2 separate regions of the Homo sapiens genome follow, and region 2 is linked to region 1. Evidence: read pairs that join two places in POLR2A ChIA-PET (ENCODE). Cell type or tissue: GM12878. All regions are shown on one strand. Each heading gives the region's core, and the rest is flanking DNA. Links, peaks and the distances in the headings are about the cores only.

Region 1 (9,167 bases), core at 778-8,777:
GATTACAGGCGTGAGCCACTGCGTCTGGCCCCATAATATTCCACGTTGTATATGTACCACGTTTTCTTTATCCAGGCCACTGTTGATGCAACATAACATCTCTGGTGACTCTTTTCCCATCCTCCAGAGTTAGCTGGTTTATTCCAATTTTCTATTTCTTCCTGAGTCAATTTTAGTAATTTATATTTTATTTTTAAAATAGTCCATTTCATTTATTTTTAAAAAGTCCACTTCATTTCCATTTTTTAACTCACACACAAGGTTGTACCTAATATCCTGTTACCTGAAAGTTTATCCCTGAATCCAGAATTTCATCTGAAGGCTGTATTCTTGGACTCCAGATTGCCACCTACAACATCCTCTCTGATCTCACCGTAGGTACAAACCTTCTTTTTGTACAAGTTTCTCCTGTTGCAGGTAGCAACTCTCCTCCAATTCTCCTGTTCCATTTTTTTTTTCATGCTCCTGAATCTTTTTTTGTTTTTCTTTTTTTCTTTTTTTTTGAGACAGAGTCTCACTCTGTCACCCAGGCTGGAGTGCAGTGGCACAATCTCAGCTCACTGCAACCTCTGCCTCCTGGATTCAAATAATTCTCATGCCTCAGCCTTCTGAGTAGCTGGAATTACAGGCATGCGCCACCATGCCCTGCTAATTTTTGTATGTTTAGTAGAGACAGGGTTTCACCATGGTGGCCAGGCTGGTCTCAAACTTCTCACCTCAAGTGACCTGCTCGCCTCGGCCTCCCAAAGTGCTGAGATTACAGTGAGCCACTGCGCCTGGCTTCCTGAATCTTTTCATGAGCCAAGTTCCTCTTTACATCTTTACCCAAAGGAGCCTGTTTTTCTCTGGTGTCAGGAGTTGTGATATGGGTTTCCTGTTCTAATCTTGTAGTCCCAGACAAAAAAAAGCCATACTTTATTTGGGCTTATTTACCAGATTTAGATGATGAGCTGAGAGTGAAGAGAAGGGCTGGACCCCCAGCTAGGGTAGGGGACGGGAGGCCAGGCTCTTTTCCATGACATAAAGGACTCTCCAATATCTCACCTGCCTGCATCCTCTCCCAAGGCCCCTCGTGTTACAACCTCTTAGCCATAAGAAAGCAGGTGGTTGTCAGGCCATACCTGCCGTGTCACCTCTCACAGGTGCTCCTCTCACAGGCTGCTCCATCAGTCCAGATGCCCACGTCATGCTTCTTGACTTGGGTAGTACATCCTTGAACTTCCACTTTTATAATTTAAGCTATACATTTAGGTTCATGTGCTTTTCCATGTATGTATTATAGTTCACAATGAAAAGGGTTTTAATATGCAGCTGGGTGCGGTGGCTCGTGCCTGTAATCCCAGCACTTTGGGAGGCCAAGGTGGGAGGATCACTTGAGCAGGAGTTTGAGACCAGCCTGGGCAACATAGTGAGACCTCATTTCTATTAAAAAAAAAAAAAAAAAAAAGTATTGGCCAGCCACGGTGGCTCACGCCTGTAATCCCAGCACTTTGGGAGGCTGAGGCGGGTGGATCACTTGAGGTCAGGAGTTCAAAACCAGCCTGGCCAACATGGTGAAGCCCCATCTCTACTAAAAATACAAAAAATTAGCCAGGCGTGGTGGCGTGCGCCTGTAGTCCCAGCTGCTTGGGAGGCTAAGGCTGGAGGATGGCATGAACCCGGGAGGCGCAGCTTGCAGTAAGACGAGATCACGCCACTGCACTCCAGCCTGGGCAACAGAGCCAGACTCTGTCTCAAAAAAAAAAAAAAAAAAAAGAAGAAAAAGAAAAAAAAGTATCTGTATATATTTTTATATATGCTTTTTTTTCTGGAAGAATACAATGACAGATTGTTAATATGGAGTCTTTAATATTTTGCTTACTATAATTCCATATTTAAATAAACAATTATTTATCTTTTTATCTTTTTTTTTTTGAGGTAGGGTCTTGCTCTGTTGCTCAGAGTGGAGTACAGTGGCACAATCACAACTCACTGTAGCCTCAACCTTCTAGCCTCAAGCAATCCTCCCACCTCAGCCTCCCAAGTAGCTGGGACTACAGATGCACACTGCCACGCCTGGCTAATTTCTTATTTGTTTAGTTATTTTTTTGACACAGAGTCCCACTCTGTCCCCCAGGCTGAGTGCAGTGGTGTGACCATGGCTCATTGGAGCCTCGACCTCCCAGGCTCAAGCAATCATCCCGCCTCAGCCTTCCAAGTCGCTGGGACTTCAGGCATGCACCACCATGCTCAGCTAATTTTTGATTTTTTTGTAGAGATGAGGTCTTGCTATTTTGCCCAGGCTGGTCTCGAACTCACAGATGCAAGCAATCCTCCTGCCTCAGCCTCACAAAGTGCTGGGATTATAGGCATGAGCCGCCATGGCCGGCCAACAATTATTTTTCAAAGTCTGGAAGATGACAGGAAAACCCAAGACTGACCCTAGAAGACAGAGACACCATCACGGCCTCAGCTGTGTCCAGATTTCAACATGTAGCTGTTTCCCTCCTAGACAACAACCTTCCTTTCCAGCCTTCACTCCAAAGTATCAATTACTCACAGGGTTTTAAACTTTGGGACCTGATCATTGCTAGGTCTTTGCCAGGCTTTGTACACTCCAGGTGCTTTCCAGATTTAGATGATGAGCTGAGAGTGAAGAGAAGGGCTGGTCCCCCAGCTAAGGTAGGGGATGGGAGTAAGGAAGGAGTAAGAGGACATATTTTTTTTTTTGAGACAGAGTCTCATTCTGTCTCACAGGCTGGAATGCAGTGGTACAATCTACAACCTCTACCTCCTCTCCCCTGGCCTGGGTAGAGCCTGGCTTCCTGTCCCCTACCCTAGCTGGGGGTCCAGCCCTTCTCTTCACTCTCAGCTTATCACCTAAATCTGGTAAATAGGCCAAAGAAAGTATGGCTTTTTTTTTTTTTTTTTTTTTTCCTGGGACTAGAAGATTAGAATAGGAAATCCATATCACAACTCCTGACACCAGAGAAAAACAAGCTCCTTTGGGTAAAGATGAGAAGAGGCATTCGGTGGAGTAGCTGGGATTACAGGCGTGTACCACCACGCCTGGCTAATTTTTATATTTGTAGTAGAGATGGGGTTTCAACATGTTGGCCAGGTGAGTCTCAAACTCCTGGCCTCAAGTGATCTGCCCGCGGTGGCCTCCCAAAGTGCTGGGATTACGGGCATGAGCCACCACACCCAGCCAGGATATACCTAAAAAAAAAAAAAAAAGTTTCAAGGCCAAGCATGGTGGCTCACGCCTGTAATCCCAGCACTTTGGGAGGCCAAGGTGGGCGGATTGCCTGAGGTCAGGAGTTTGAAACCAGCCTGGCCAACATGGTGAAACCCCATCTCTACTAAAAATACAAAAACTAGCCTGGCGTGGTGGCGCATGCCTGTAATCCCAGCTACTCTGGAGGCTGACACAGGAGAATTGCTTGAACCCGGGAGGCAGAGCTTGCAGTGAGCCGAGGTCGTGCCACTGTACTCCAGCCTGGGCAACGGAGGGAGACTCTGTCTCAAAAAAAAAAAAAAAAAAAAGGTTTCAAACACAATTAATTCAAACCAACCTCCCTTAAAAGGGAAAAAAAGCCAGCATTTTCCACGGGAGACAGAGATTTGAAAAATGAAGCTGTGTTCGTGTCTCCTAACTCAGCTAGGTCAGCAGAAGGGTGGGCAATGGGGAAGCAATCAGGTGGTTTTTTTAATCCTCCTGCCTCAGCCTCCCAAAGTGCTGGGATTATAGGCATGAGCCTACTGCACTCACCTGGCTAGAGTGCGGTAGCATGATCACAGCTGACTGCAGTCTCCACCTCCTGGGCTCAAGGATCCTCCCATCTTAGCTCCCTGAGTATCTGGGACCACTGGCACATGCCACCATGCCTGGCTTAATTAAAAAAAATTTTTTTGTAGATGGGGTCTCACTATGTTACCCAGGCTGGTTTCAAACTCCTGAGCTCAAGAGATCCTCCCACCTCAGCCTCCCAAAGTGCTGATATTACAGGCGTGAGCCACCATGCCCAACCCAGAACCAGGTTTAATAACTGTAGAGGAGGCAACGGTGATAGGCAGTCTAAGCAGCAGGTGGAATGATACTGTTAAATGACATCAAGTTCATCTGAGTGTGGGTGGGAACTTAGTATAATAGATTTTAAAGGGATCACTCTGACTGCTGTGCTGATAAGTGACTATTTTATGTTGATAATATACTGAGATAAAAATGTTATGGTCACGAAATAAAAACTGATTGCTGTAAAATGTGAAAAAGGGTCCTTGGACATTAAAACCATGATAGCAAGTAACAGAGCTGGGTGTGGTGGCTCACGCCTGCAATCCCAGCACTTTGCAGGGCCGAAGCAGGCAGATCACGAGGTCAGAAGATCAAGACCATCCTGGCTAACACGGTGAAACCCTGTCTCTACTAAAAATACAAAAAAATTAGCCGGGCGTGGTGGCACGCACCTATAGTCCCAGCTATTAGGGAGACTGAGGCAGGAGAATCGCTTGAACCTGGGAGGCGGGGGTTGCAGTGAGCCAAGATCACCCCACTGCATTCCAGCTTGGGCAACAGAGCGAGAATCTGTTCCAAAAAAAAAAAGAAAAGAAAAAAATAGTAACAGAAGAGTAGAAGGCTGGGTATAGTGGCTCATGCCTGTAATCCCAGCACTTTGGGAGGCCGTGGTGGGAAGATCACTTTGAGGCCAGTAGTTTGAGACCAGCCTGATCAACATGGCAAAACCCCGTCTCCACTAAAAATACAAAAATTATCTGGGTGTGGTGGCACAGGCTTGTAATCCCAGCTACTTGGGAGGCTTAGGCAGGAGAATTGCTTAAGCCTGTGAGGCAAAGGCTGCAATGAGCTGAGATCGCCCCACTGCACTCCAGCCTGGGCAACAGAGTGAGACTCTGTCTTAAAAAAGGAAAAACAAAAACAAAAAACAGTAGTGGAAAGTATAACAGAGGGCTGCACAGTGGCTCATGCCTGTAATCCAGCACTTTGGGAGGACGAGACCTGAGGTCAGGAGTTCGAGACCAGCCTGGCCAACAGGGCAAAACCCCATCTCTAGTAAACAATACAAAAATTAGCCAGGCATGGTGGCACGTGCCTGTAATCCCAGCTACTTGGGAGGCTGAGGCAGGATAATCGCTTGAACCTGGGGGGCGGAGGTTGCAGTGGGCTATCGTGCCACTGCACTCCTCCCTGGGTGGCAGAAGACTCCATCTCAAAAAAGAAAAGAAAAGAAAAGATGACAGAGGAGTTGAAAGAAAAAAACTGAGGAAATCTTCCACAAAGGAGATCAAAAAGACAAAATATGGAAAAGAGACAAAAATATGAAAAATAGAAAAGGACTGACATCTAATGAAAAAATTCCAGAAATAGGAAACCAAGGTATGAGTGAAATAAATTATCAAATAAATTAATTTCAGAAAATTCCCTAACACTAAAGGACATGAGTTTCCAGACTGAAAGGGCCAAGAGCACCTGGCACAATGGGTAATGGGTGCTGAATAGAAATAGGCCAACAGCAGGACATGCATTGTGAAATTTCAGAACACTGAAGACAATTCTACAAGCATCGAGAGAGAAAAATGACGACAAAGGAGGAACCAAGAATCAGAAGTCACGCAGGAAGCCAGAAGGCACTACAGTCACTTCCTCCCCTCAGAGGGACAATGGGCAGGAAGAGGACAGGGCAGCAGCCTCCTTTATGGAGAGAGTTCTTTCAGATGAAACGGATGGGAGACTAGGGGATATATACAAATGGGGTCAGTTTGGGCTTAACTAGAGACAGATACATAGAAAATCATGCAAATAAACATGATTATTAACTCCAATGAGAAACTAAAAGTTGTGTCAGAAGGAAAAGAAGTCATACTAAGTGTTCTGGTTCAGCTATGAATAGCGTTTGTGTATCCTTAGCAATATCAATATTAATATTGATCCAACCAAAATGACACAATTATATGGACAAATGGAGGGACTGAAAGCACGTGTCTGCGATGAAGGATGACCAAAGAGCAGCCCAATCTGCACCACTAGATATAGTCAATTGATAAGGCCTAATACTGAACAATTGTGAAATGGTAATAAAAATATTTCACATGGAAATGAAAGTTAATACTAAAATATTCATCTGGAAGAACTGAAGGTGGTTGTCTCTTGGAGAGAAAGGAAAGAGGGGTTGCCAAGAACTACTGATTTTCATGATAAGCCTTGTTGAATTTTTTTTTAGGCAGGGTCTCGCTGTCACCCAGGCTGAAGTGCAGTGGCGAGATCATGGCTCACTGCCGCCTTGAACTCGTGGACTCAAGCGAACCTCCCACTTCAGCCTCCCAAGTAGCTGGGACTACAGGTATGGGTCACAGAGCCCAGCTAATTTTTTTATTCTTTGTAAGGATTTTTGTTGTTGTTGTTATTTTGTTACTGTTTTACTGTTTTTTGTTTTTTTGAGATGGAGCTTCGCCCTTGTTGCCCAGGCTGGAGTGCAATGGGCTCACGGCAACCTCTGCCTCCCCGGTTCAAGTGATTCTCCTGCCTTGGCCTTCCAAGTAGCTGGGATTACAGGTATGCATCACTACACCTGGCTAATTTTTGTATTTTTAGTAGAGATGGGGTTTCACCACGTTGGTCAGACTGGTCTTGAACTCCTGACCTCAGGTGATCCACCCACCTCGGCCTCCAAAAGTGCTGGGATTACAGGTGTGAGCCACCGCACCCAGCTGGTATTGCTATTTTTGTTGTTTTTTTTCTCCCAAATATCTTTGATCTGCAGTTGGTTGAATCTACAGATGTGGAACCCAAGGATATGATGGGCTGACTGTACTCATTTATTAATATTACTTATTATATTTGTTCAGTTATTTCAAATATGGATCTATTTCTACATAAGTATATTGCAAACTTCTGGAGGATGGGCATGGTGGACGATTCCTTTTTGATACCTACCAAAGCTATGTCCGTAGTAGATGCCCCCAAAATAATTCATGGATAAACATAAAGGTCAAATTCAAGGTGACTTGATATGCAAAGTTAAGTCAAAGTCTGGAGATAAAAACCAAGGTTAGATTAAAGCTGACACTGTAAATAGTTAAGACATTTGGAGAACCTAAGTACATCAAGACAGAGCTGCATTCAAAGTTCTGTGGTCTACTTTTTTGGTTAATGTTTATTTGTTTTAATGAAGAGATACTTTTGTTCCCAAAGTACTCTCAAGTTTCAAGTTTTGGTGACCTGGGACTTGGTATATAAACGTGAGCTTACTCTGCCAACACCCTATGTGACTTTCGAGACTTTGTGCCTGCCTCCTTTGTTTTCCTAGATTGCAAAGTCGTAATCTCCACACACTGAGATACTGAACTTCTTTTATTGCTGGTCTGATACGATTGACAAGAGAGAGATTAGTTTCTTGTCCCTTGCTGGAGGTGGGGAGATGAAAACACCAGGGAGAAAAATATAGTGGAAGATCATCTTGAGTCGATGTTCAGAATGAGGAGTCCTCGATCCTGGGCCAGCATCAGTCCATGGCGCTTTTGGTCTCACTGTGGTTTCACTCCCCATTAAATGGGGAAAATACTTGGCATTTTCTGACATTCCGGGTTCTACATATGCATATCAGTAAATGTAATACACACGTTAAGAGAAAGGCAGGCCAGGCACGGTGGCTCACGCCTGTAATCCCTGCACTTTGGGAGGCCGACGCAGGCGGATCACCTGAGGTCGGGAGTTCATGACCAGCCTGACCAACATGGAGAAACCCTGTCTCTATTAAAAATACAAAATTAGCCCAGGTGGTGGCACATGCCTGTAATCCCAGCTACTTGGGAGGTTGAGGCAGGAGAATCGCTTGAACCCGGAGGCAGAGGTTGCAGTGAGCTGAGATCGCACCATTGTACTCCAGCCTGGGCAACAAGAGCAAAACTCCGTCTCAAAAAAAAAAAAAAAAAGAGAGAGAGAGAGAATGAAAGGCAAAAATCACATGATCATCTCAATAGATGCAGAAAAGCATTTGAGAAAATCTGACATCCTTTCATGGTAAAAACTCTCAACAAGTTAGGTATAGAAGGAATGTACTTTGATGTACCTTGGAATTTACCTTGCATGACAAATTCGCAGTGAACATACTGAAAGCTCTTCCACTAACACCAGGAACAAGACAAGGATCCCCACTCTCACCACTTATATTTGACATAGTAATGGAAATCCTAGCCAGAGCATTAGGTGAGAAAAAGAAATGACAGGCCTCCAAATTGGAAATGAAGAAGTAAAACTGTCTCTATTTACAGATGGCTGATCTTATATATAGAAAACCCTAAAGACACCACCAAAAACCTGTTAGAACTAAATAAAGTTGTAGGATACAAACGTTAACATATAAAAATCAGTAGTGTTTCTATACATTAACGAAGAACTATTCAAAGAAAAAAAAGAATAAGAAAACCTCCATTTTATTTCCTATTTTATTTTAATTTTGTTATTTTGTAGAGAGAGGGTCTATGTCGCCCAGGCTGGAGTGCAGTGGTGCAATTTTGGCTCACTGCAACCTCCACCTCCTGGGCTCAAGCTATCCTCCCATCTCAGCCTCCTGAGTAACTGGGACTACAGGCACATGCCACCATACCTGGCTAATTTTTTTGTAGAGATGGGGTTTTGCCATGTTGCCCAGGCTGGTCTTGAACTCCTGGGCTCACGCAATCTGCCTGCCTCAGCCTCCCAACGTGCTGGGGTTACAGGCATGAGCCACTGCGCCTGATTTATTTATTTATTTAGAGATGGAGTCTTGCTCTGTCGCCCAGGCTGGAGTGCAGTGGCACCATCTCGGCTCACTGCAACCTCCACCTCCCGGGTTCAAGTGATTCTCATGCCTCAGCCACCCGACTAGCTGGGATTACAGGAGTACACCACCATGCCTGGCTGATTTTTGTATTTTTAGTAGAGACACAGGGTTTGCCATGTTGGCCAGGCTGGTCTTCAGCTCCTGGCTTCAAGTGATGTGACTGCCTTGGCCTCCCAAAGTGCTGGGATTACAGGCATGTGACACTGCACCCAGCCTAAAAGGTCCCATTTATCAAAGCTATATAAAATGTAAAATACTTAGAAATAACTCTGATATCCCAAAACAGGGGAAACTTGGAGCGATCAACAAATCCGATCAGTGAGCTTTTTTTTTCCCCTTTTTCCTTTG
Region 2 (9,167 bases), core at 885-8,884, 190 kb before region 1:
CTGCCTCTCGGGTTCAAGGGATTGTCCTTGCCTCAGCCTCCCGAGTACCTGGGATATAGGCACCCACCACCATGCCCAGCTAATTTCTGTACTTTTAGTAGAGATGAGGTTTCACCATGTTGGCCAAGCTGATCTCCAACTCCTGACCTCAGGTGATCCGCCCGCCTCAGCCTCCCAAAGTGCTGGGATTACAGGCATGAGCCACCGTGCCCAGCCTGGTCTCCCATATTAATGTATGATTTTAAATTCCTTTTTAGTTAAGTGGATGGTAACAAATTTTTTTATTTGGGCACAAAACCCTATAATCTGCCATTATGTGCCTGCTTGACATGACAAAATACAAAGGATTTGACATCACCTACACAGTAATTTTGGCAACAATGTTTACCCTAAATCAACCATGCCTCCAGCCCCATCTTCTGGTTGACAACAAATCAGAGGGATTGTGGGACAAATCAAACAATATGACAGGGACACAATCAAGACAAAATCAGACACGAGACACCAGGTCTGGAATCTTTTTAAAAAGATGATGACGTGGGGAGGAAAAAGGTGGAGACAGCAAAGAGACACAACAAACAAATGCACCACACGAAGGAGACTGGTTTAGAGAGGGAATAATGGGGAAAGGTATTTTAGGAACAACTGGGAAGTTAAATACGAACTGCATATGAGATGATGAAACAGAATGATTGTTAATGTTCTTAGGTGTGACAAATGGTCTCCTGTGATACACAAGAGACACCGTCATTGCTAGGAGAGTATGTAGGGGTGAGCCATCATGCTATCTGCAACTTTACTTTTTTTTTTTTTAGACAGGATCTCGCTCTGTCTCCCAGGCTGGAATGCAGTGGCGTGATCATGGCTCAGTGAAGCCTCATCTCCTGGGCTCAAGCGACCCTCCCACTTCAGCCTCTCAAGTAGCTGGGACCACAGGTGCACGCCACCACACCCAGCTAATTATTTTTATTATTTGTAGAGACAAGGTCTCACTATGTTGTCCAGGCTGGTCTCAAACTCCTGGGCTTAAGCAATCCTCCCGCCTCAGACTCCCAAAGTGCTGGGATTACAGCCCTGAACCGCCTTGCTCAGCCTGCAACTTTACTTTCAAGTGGCTCAAAAATCAAAAAAATTACACTTGTACCCCAACATACATATACAGAAAGAGAAGTGGGGTCTCTCCCTTGCCCCAATCTGATCACCGCATCCCTCCATGCTTCTAAGTTTTATAAACAATCATGAGTTCGAAGTCCCCAGATTTAAGACCTTCAAGTCTCCTGGAGCCACCCCTTGTACTCAATGAGCACATATCATGGACAAGGTTCCATTACGGGCCCCAGGAACCTGACAGGATAGAAGACAGAGGAACTCTCTCTCCTTAGGGCAGACAATCTGGTTAGAGGCCAGGTTCCTAAACCAGCTACAATGACTCTCTTGGCCAAACCCTACCTTTTCTCAGCACATGAACATGCTGTGTGCCTACAGCAGGCCTGAGAACGGCCAGGAGGGCTCTCTCAGAGGGGGCATCCTACCTTTCATTTTGCTGGAGAGGTCAGAGTGATGCTTCTAAGAGGGGCCTGGAGTGAAAGGCTGAGGGTGGCCCCACAGATGCCGTAAGACTCTCCTCCCACCAGCCTGCGGGAAAGTCAGTGTGGTGACGGCGGGGCAGGGTCTTGGAGGGCCCTAGAGACACCAAGGGTCAGGGGTGGGAACTCTGGGAAGCTCAGAGGTGCCACAAAAGAATGACGGCTGCAGGCTGGCTAGGGGACTCTCAAAACCCTGACCTGATTTCTCTGGATTTTAAAGGCTTTGTACTAATTCCCGGAACAAGGGTTAGCTGGAATTGACATCACAGACCAACCAGAATGAGAACTGTTGAAACCTCGCTCAGGGGAAAACTCGGTAATGAAGACCTCCTTGACACAAAGCTCAGGGGATCAAGGTCAAAGGAGAGGAGGGAGGAGGAAAAGGTAGGGAGGAAGAGGGAGAGGGAGAGGGAATGCCATGAGGAAGGGCCGTGAGGAAGCTGCCTTTCCCTAAGCAAAGGCTTGGAAAGCACCAAAGCCTCCTAAAGTCCTCAACAACTGGGGCTAAGGCCCACAACCTCCAATGCAAAAAGACAACGGCCCCTGGAAGAAAAGGAAAACTTTCATGCCAGGGGAGAGATGTGCAGTGAAGGAAGAAGGGTCTGCAGCCTGCACAACTCAGACATGCTTCACGTGGTCTCAGCCAGTCAGCCTTGGGAAATGTACCCCCATGCTGTGGCATCTACAATCGGCCTCCTGTTCTTACTCTGCTCAAACTGCTTCCCAAGCCAGCAGGGAGGGGAACCATGCTGCCTGCTGACCTGGGTAGTTCTATTTAGGTCTTGTGACACAACAGTGGGCAAGGTGATGCCCTCTGTGACCAAAAGTATTTACCCCAAGTTCCCCCAGGCCCTCCCTTTCGTCTGCAAAGACACACATCTGTTTCACTGTGTCTTCTGCAAAGACACACATCTGTTTCACTGTGTCTTCTGCAAAGACACACATCTGTTTCACCTTCATGGGTTTCCCATCAACTCTGATCATTTTTATAGAATGAAACAGGTTTCCAGGATAGCATTCCACTCAGATCAAGAGCCCATGTGAAATGAGGGGGACGACTTGACCACAGCACCTTGTTCCTTCCTGTAATCTAGACACTTCTGCACAATAGAGGGCCCACCCCTCAAGGGCACAGGCCATGGTTTGTCCTCAGGCTCCCTTCACCCACAACATCCAGCGTGACAGAAATACTGGGTACTCAGCAAGAGGCAGTCAAATGCACAATGCAGGATACAGAACCGAAACACAACAGGGGAACCACTTCGGAGCTGGAGAAGTCTGACACTGTGTCTTAGAAATCACGAAAGCTGGACACGAAAAACTTTTCCTTCTGCTGCCCTAAGCCTAAGGAAATGAGTGGTGAGCTTCTCCAAAGCAAAAACACAACCCAAAAAAGCCCACAGAGGCCATCTGCCATCCTTCCGGCAGTGCTGCTGGGAGTCAGGCCTGCACGCCCGGCTGCATCTGCCTTTCCTCTCCACCTTGCTCCCTGCTCACAGTCTCTCTACCCCAACTGCAGAAAATAAACACAGAAGTCTAAAAGAAATGATAATTCACAGCCTATGATGGATCTATCTAAGCAACTAGCAGAACTAAAAGTCTAAAATATGAGTTCACATTTTCATATGCAAAAACTCCCAAAAAGTATTTTAGGAAACATAATAATCTACAAAAACACAATAGATTCATTAAAATTAGGCGAAATATATCATTCCCAGGACACCTGAGGGAGAAGCCTTCTTTCATTTTCACAAAGGAAACGGGGCTCGAGGGGTCACTTGTCCAAGGTCATAATGCCACATGCTGTAAACATATCTCTATCCTCAGAAATGTAGGTTTGATACCCAAGGGGTTAGAATTCCATAAAAGTATCCCAAAATCTGACTTTCACTTGCAATGGCCATGCGTCCAGCTCTGGCAGTATTGATCTTGGTGAGCACCCCTAGAACAGATGCTGTCCTGAGTGAGATCTGGGTGTCCAAGTACCAGAGGGGGCCTCACCCTACTGAGGTCTGGCTGCCAACCTTGCTCTGCTGGATGGGAACAGCGCATATGCTCACGGAGGAGTTGGCCATTTGGGGATTTCTGCTCTTCCCTCACTAACCCCACAGGAAACCTGAGGCAAGGCTGTGAGAGGTGGTGCGGCTGACAAGGTAGCCTGGCCTCGTCTGGCCTAGCGCAAAGATGGGAACAGGAAGGGTGGAGGAGTCTGCATCCCAACAGGAAGGGATGGAGGGTGGAGAGACGTGGGGGGGATGAGAGAAGAGGAGACACACGAACATGGGGTGCAGCAAACGTGCCCCCCACGGTGACTGGCCAGTCAAGGGGGGAACCAGCGGCCTCTCTCGTTGCCTCAGTGCCCCTTCGCTGCCTCAGACACGCAGCCCCCTGCACAGCAGGCCCCCAAGTGTGCTAAGGACCCACACGGAAGAAGGTCTGCAGACAGGGTCTGAGGCCGTGCGGAGCAGGAGCCCCCACCGGAGCCCCAGCTCACTGCCCACCTGCTGGTCGGAGAGGAAGCAAGGGGTGCAGGCAACACACAGCACTGCAGGCTCAGATTCACAGCAAAAGCCCCCCTCAGCCTGGGAGGCCCAGACTGCCCACAAGGTGCTGGCAGGGGCGCTCCCCTCCCCCATCCCAAAGGCTCTCTCTAAGCCGCTCCACTGGAAAGATTCTTTAATCAGGACACATGAAGCACATTCCATTCCGTGCTGCTTCTCTTTCCAGCTAAGGATTCAAAGCAGGAAGGGACCCCCAGGACGAGAAAGAGTGAGACTGGGGAATGAGTTCAGTCCTAGCACAGTCACCTTCCTATCCCACACCCCTGAGGCTTGCCTAGGCCCCCATCACCTTTCTCATGGATGTCACTGATCCCCTGGGATGGTCCTCACCCCCTATACTAAGTAACCAAGTAACGTCCTTCAAGGCACAGCCCCGGGGGCGAGTCCCCTGCTAACAAAGCCATTGAATGCTCCCTGTGCCTGTTGATAAGTCCCAAGCTCTGGCCTCTGTGTGCCTGGGCAGGGGGATCATGCCAGGCTGTGACTTCCTGCCTTTGCTCCTGCCCCTGCTGGGATGGAAGCTGCTCCCTCAGCCCTCCTGGGCAGAGCCCTTGGAGCCTGCAGGGCCTGTCTCAAACACCACCTCCTCCAGGGCTCCCACCAAGTCCCCTGGAGGATGCACTGTGTCTCCCTGATGGCGCTGCCCTTCGTGCTGCAAGCCATGTGCTTCGATGTCACCATTGCGCCCCACAATGGCCAGGCCCCGCACCTGCCACATAGACCAGTCACTGAATATCTGCAGGGCTGAGCCAGTACTCTTTCTCTTTGCCCAGGTTAAGAGAACGGGCACCACCCACACCCCGACAACCATAGAAAACCCCTATCACAAGCCCAACACCCCACCAAAGTCCCCAGCACACCTGCACCTGCCCAGCAGCACACAGTTGCTGACGTGATTAGAGTCAGCACCACCTGATTTATGACTAAGCAAATGGCCACACTGTGGGGAGGATGGAAGCAGGGGTGGGGCTGCCATTCCTTGCACAGCCAAAGGTCATGGGGGACTCACTCTGACTCCTCACAAACACAGCAAGAAAGGCTGCTTTCACCCAGCCTTGTGGGCATGGGGCGCACAGACACGCACCCTCCTCCAGGCCACAGCTCTGCATTTTGGGTCCCTGAGCCATCCCAGTAGGGTGTCAAATCCCTCTCCTGTTCTTACTCCGCTCAAACTGCTTCCCAGGCCAGCAGGGAGGTGAACCACGCTGACCCAGGTAGTTCTGTTTAGGTCTTGTGCCCCAACAGTGGGCAAGATGATGCCCTCTGTGACCAAAAGTATTTACCCCAAGTTCCCCCAGGCCCTCCCTTCTGTGTCCCATTAGCAACTTTGCCCATCAGGCTCAGCTGCTGGCCAGGCCTGGCCTCCTTGGCATGAGCTGGGGCAGAGCTGCACACGGTACACACTTCACTGCAATAAACACAGCTTTCATCCCCTATTCAGGTCAACCAATAATGCTCAGCTAGAGACACTGACCAAATTCACAGAGGGATTATGCCTACAAATCCACGGATAAGTCAGCGGTTTAGAAAAAGAACATCTCCCCAGAGAACCAGTGCTCCATGGGCAAGGTAAGGATCCTGAGTGAGCCAAAAAAAGCTCTGCCGTGCACTCTGGACTTGAAGCACAGAGCCCTGAACACTGTACCCAAAGAATGAAAGAGGGTGCTAGTCAGGTTGAGCCCTTCTTGGAAGGCCCAGACCACATCTCCTTCCCCTAGTCGGTCAGTGATATCCCTGCCCTGCCCCCTGGGGGGTTTGAGGAGACCCTCCTCCCTTCAGCCCAGCTTGGTGGTTGTGGGCAGACTAGCAAGGGCTGGGATCTGGGAACCATCAGAGCTTGCCAGCCCCAAAGCCTTTAGTCCACATAGCTTCTTTCCATCAGCAGACCTGCAGCCTACCCTCCCAGGGTGTGGCCTATCCTGGCAACCAGAACACCTGCACATGGCTCACCGCCCTCCAAGGCTCCCCTATCCCCGTGCCGCGTTAGGGCAACCCTGAGGTCCCGAAGGATTCTGACTCATCAGAATGCAGTCCCTGACTTCAGCTCACACCCACCTCCCACCGCAGGGAGGGCCAGGCCTTACTCAGCCTGTCTCTGACAGAGCAAGAGACAGCTGGCCGTGAACTTAGGACAGTCCTGCCAGAGCAGGCTCCACTTCCTGAGCAGTGCCCTGGGGTAAAGCAAGAGGCTGCACTGCGAAGAGGGGAGAGGAGCAGGAAAGGAGAGGAAAAGACAAGCTTGCAGGAGGAGGTAGGAAGGTAGATAAGGATGTTTCTCTTCCTTCCTGTGCCAGCTCCACGTCCATTTAAGCTGGTGGCTGGAAATGCAGAAGTGAACAAGCCAAAGCCCTGGCATCAAGGAGGAAGCACCGTGGGAAAAAGACATAGAAACAAAAAGGACAAACTGGAATAAAGGCCACACTGGAAGGATGAAAACAAGGTGGGAATTCAGAGAACAATGAAGGGCTCCACAGAGTCGGGAGGGCAGGACAAGCTGGGCCTGGAGGATGAGCTGTTGTGTGCCAGGCGGGTTGAGGGAAGACACACAAGAAGGTAGACAGCGGGCCCTTGGGAGTGAGGCCAGGGAAGGCAGGAGACAGGGCTCAGAGGCATGGCTGGAGATGGAAGTGGGGCAGAGAGCAAGGGCAAGCCTAAATGCTGGGTGCAGCCTGGTGTGTAAAAAGGGAGGAGAGCTGCAGTGTGGCTCACCCTGAGGAGGGTGTGGAAGTAGAAAGATGGCACTGGGTGTGGGGCACAAAGTGAGTCCAAGAGCAGTGCCCTGGAGGCAGGGAAGCCAACGGGGAGCCTGGTGGGACACTCTGGTCTGAACGTAAGGAATAGGGGCACAGAGGGGTGCTGGGGAGCGAGCATGACTTGCCAAGGGGGCAGGGGAAGGAGAGTGAGGCTGAGTTTCCAGCTTGGACAACTGGGTAGGGGAAGGTGGCGGTGGTGCCATTCACCAAGAGAGGAAATGACTGGGAGGAACACTGAGGGGTGGGGACCAACGGCCACTAGGACATTCCCGTGCCTCCATTCTGTCCTTGCCAACAGCCCTAGGCAAACGGCGCAGCTCAATGCCTTCTGCGCTCAATGCCTTCTGGGGGCTTTGGCATCCCCCATTAGTACCCCAATCTCACCTGCATCCAAACGTTGTCTGTAGCAAAGTAGTGATTCCCACACAGAAGAAAATGGTCCCAATGAGCTGGCTGGTGGCCCACTGGTCGTACCCCACACACATGGCATCGGCCAACAGGAAGGGCACTGCGATCGTGCCGCTGAAGCATGTCAGGTAGTGCTGTGGGCAGGAAAAGGGTCAGAGGAGAAACAGTAAACCCTTCCTCATTTATTCTTGATTTCATCCTAATTCTTCTCTCTTATTGTCGTTAAAAAATAGCCCACATAAAGAATCTCCTTGGTTTTTCGACCAAGCCATACTTTTTTCCTTCTTTTTCAGTATTTCTCCTTTGTTGTTAAGACAGTTTCACTCCCATTGCCCTCGACGGAGTGCAATGGTGCGATCTTGGCTCACTGTGACCTCCACCTCCCAGGCTCAAGCAATTCTCCTGCTTCAACCTCCCAAATAGCTGGGATTACAGGGGCGCACCACCACGCCCAGCTTATTTTTGTATTTTTTGTAGCGATGGGTTTTCACCGTGTTGGCAAAGCTGGTGTCAAACACCTGGGCTCAAGCGATCCGCCTGCCTCTCCCTCTCCAAAGTGCTGGGATTACAGGCGTGAGCCACCACGCCCAGCTGCATTTCTCCTTTTCATTACATTTTATTGTCTTACTATTCACTGTCATTATTACTTATTACTTGGATGAATCCATGCCTCACAAAGGAAACAGTCAATATCAGCACTGGTGATATTTTACTTATGTAATTCTTATTAGAAATATTTGGGTTTCTTCCCCAAAATGCTTTTCTGGCATAAATTGCTAAAACCATAAGGCCTTTCTCCTCTAATCTGTTATCATGAATTGTGATGTGCTGAACTATTCTTGCATGCTTGAAACAAACCCTAGTTAGTCATACTGTATTTTTCTTCTGGGATTTGATTTGCTAATATTTTATACAGAATTTTGCATCTACATTTCTAGGTTAATTAGTCTATTTCTTTAAAAAAGTTCTTTCATGTCTGGGGATTAAAGTTACATAAGCTTCATAAGTTACATACGCATGGAGTGTTTTCTGTCTTTTTCTGTGAGCTGGCATTGTTTTCGAAAACAAAGAATTCGTCTGTTCCAGTCAGGGCAGGGTTAAGGGCGTACAGTAGCCATGGGAATCTTCCAGAAAGAACCCCATCCCACTTTCCTTTGGGAGTCCCCCCAACCCCCCGCCACACCTGTAGCCCTGGTAGGATAGTCCCAGCACTCACGACTCACTTCCCTCCCTTCCCCTGTTGACCAGTTCTTATTTCTGTTCTGCAAACTTCCTACTTTTCTTCCAGCAGCTTCCCATTCCTGCCCACGTTAGCCAAACATGCCACATGCAGCCCATGAAGCCCGACTGTAAAGGAGTTTCCTGGGGTGAAATACTCCTGTTCAGGATGTCTCAGGGCTGCTCACAACTTTATGTACTCTGAATCGTCAGGAAGGGCATGATGCAGGCAGGGTTTCCCACTCCTATCTGACCAGGGAAGACTGCTGGGAACATTTATAAGATAAACATTCCAAAAAGTGTCCTTCCTGAATCTGGTTCAGAATGCTCAGCCCAAGGTAGACTAGTTGCCGAGGCCACTCAGCTCCTTTTGCTCTGACTCCTCCCCTACTCAACAGACACCTGCCAGTCGGGGTTACCATGGGCTGTGATACCTGAAACGGGGTGAGGGAAGGGCGGGGCAACTGGAAACTCAACCAAAGTACCCAGCTGTTGGCAGCCCCACCCCAGGGTGAATCAACCTCTCTGGACAATGAGATGGATTTTCTCGGCACCTGAGATACCTTAGGTTGAACTGACCACACAAACTTGAGAAGGGAAAAATGCTAAGTCCGACCTCAGAACAGAGTCCAAGTTAAAAC

The links. Peaks named below come from ENCODE experiments on the same cell type or tissue, not always from the same donor. Only the 100,000 strongest peaks of a DNase experiment are listed, where the experiment ranks them.
Region 2: POLR2A ChIA-PET joins it to region 1 with 5 read pairs; 2 of 35 experiments call an interaction of 5 or more read pairs at or near these places.

What each region holds. Positions count from the first base shown.
Region 1 is chr20:5,084,804-5,093,970 of GRCh38, forward strand. It overlaps a transcript of TMEM230 not described here. Among named protein-coding and RNA genes, the nearest start is that of TMEM230, 24 kb to the right of the region's middle. RefSeq lists enhancers at 5,429-5,488, 5,499-5,548. In GM12878, for the core only: no CTCF peak of the experiment used is centred there; a DNase peak (open chromatin) is centred at 5,587.
Region 2 is chr20:4,892,271-4,901,437 of GRCh38, forward strand. It overlaps SLC23A2 (solute carrier family 23 member 2), which reads right to left. Exons shown (of 17, transcript NM_005116.6): 6 at 7,285-7,442. Among named protein-coding and RNA genes, the nearest start is that of RASSF2, 73 kb to the left of the region's middle. RefSeq lists enhancers at 1,771-2,271, 4,499-5,020. In GM12878, for the core only: a CTCF peak has its summit at 4,839; no DNase peak of the experiment used is centred there.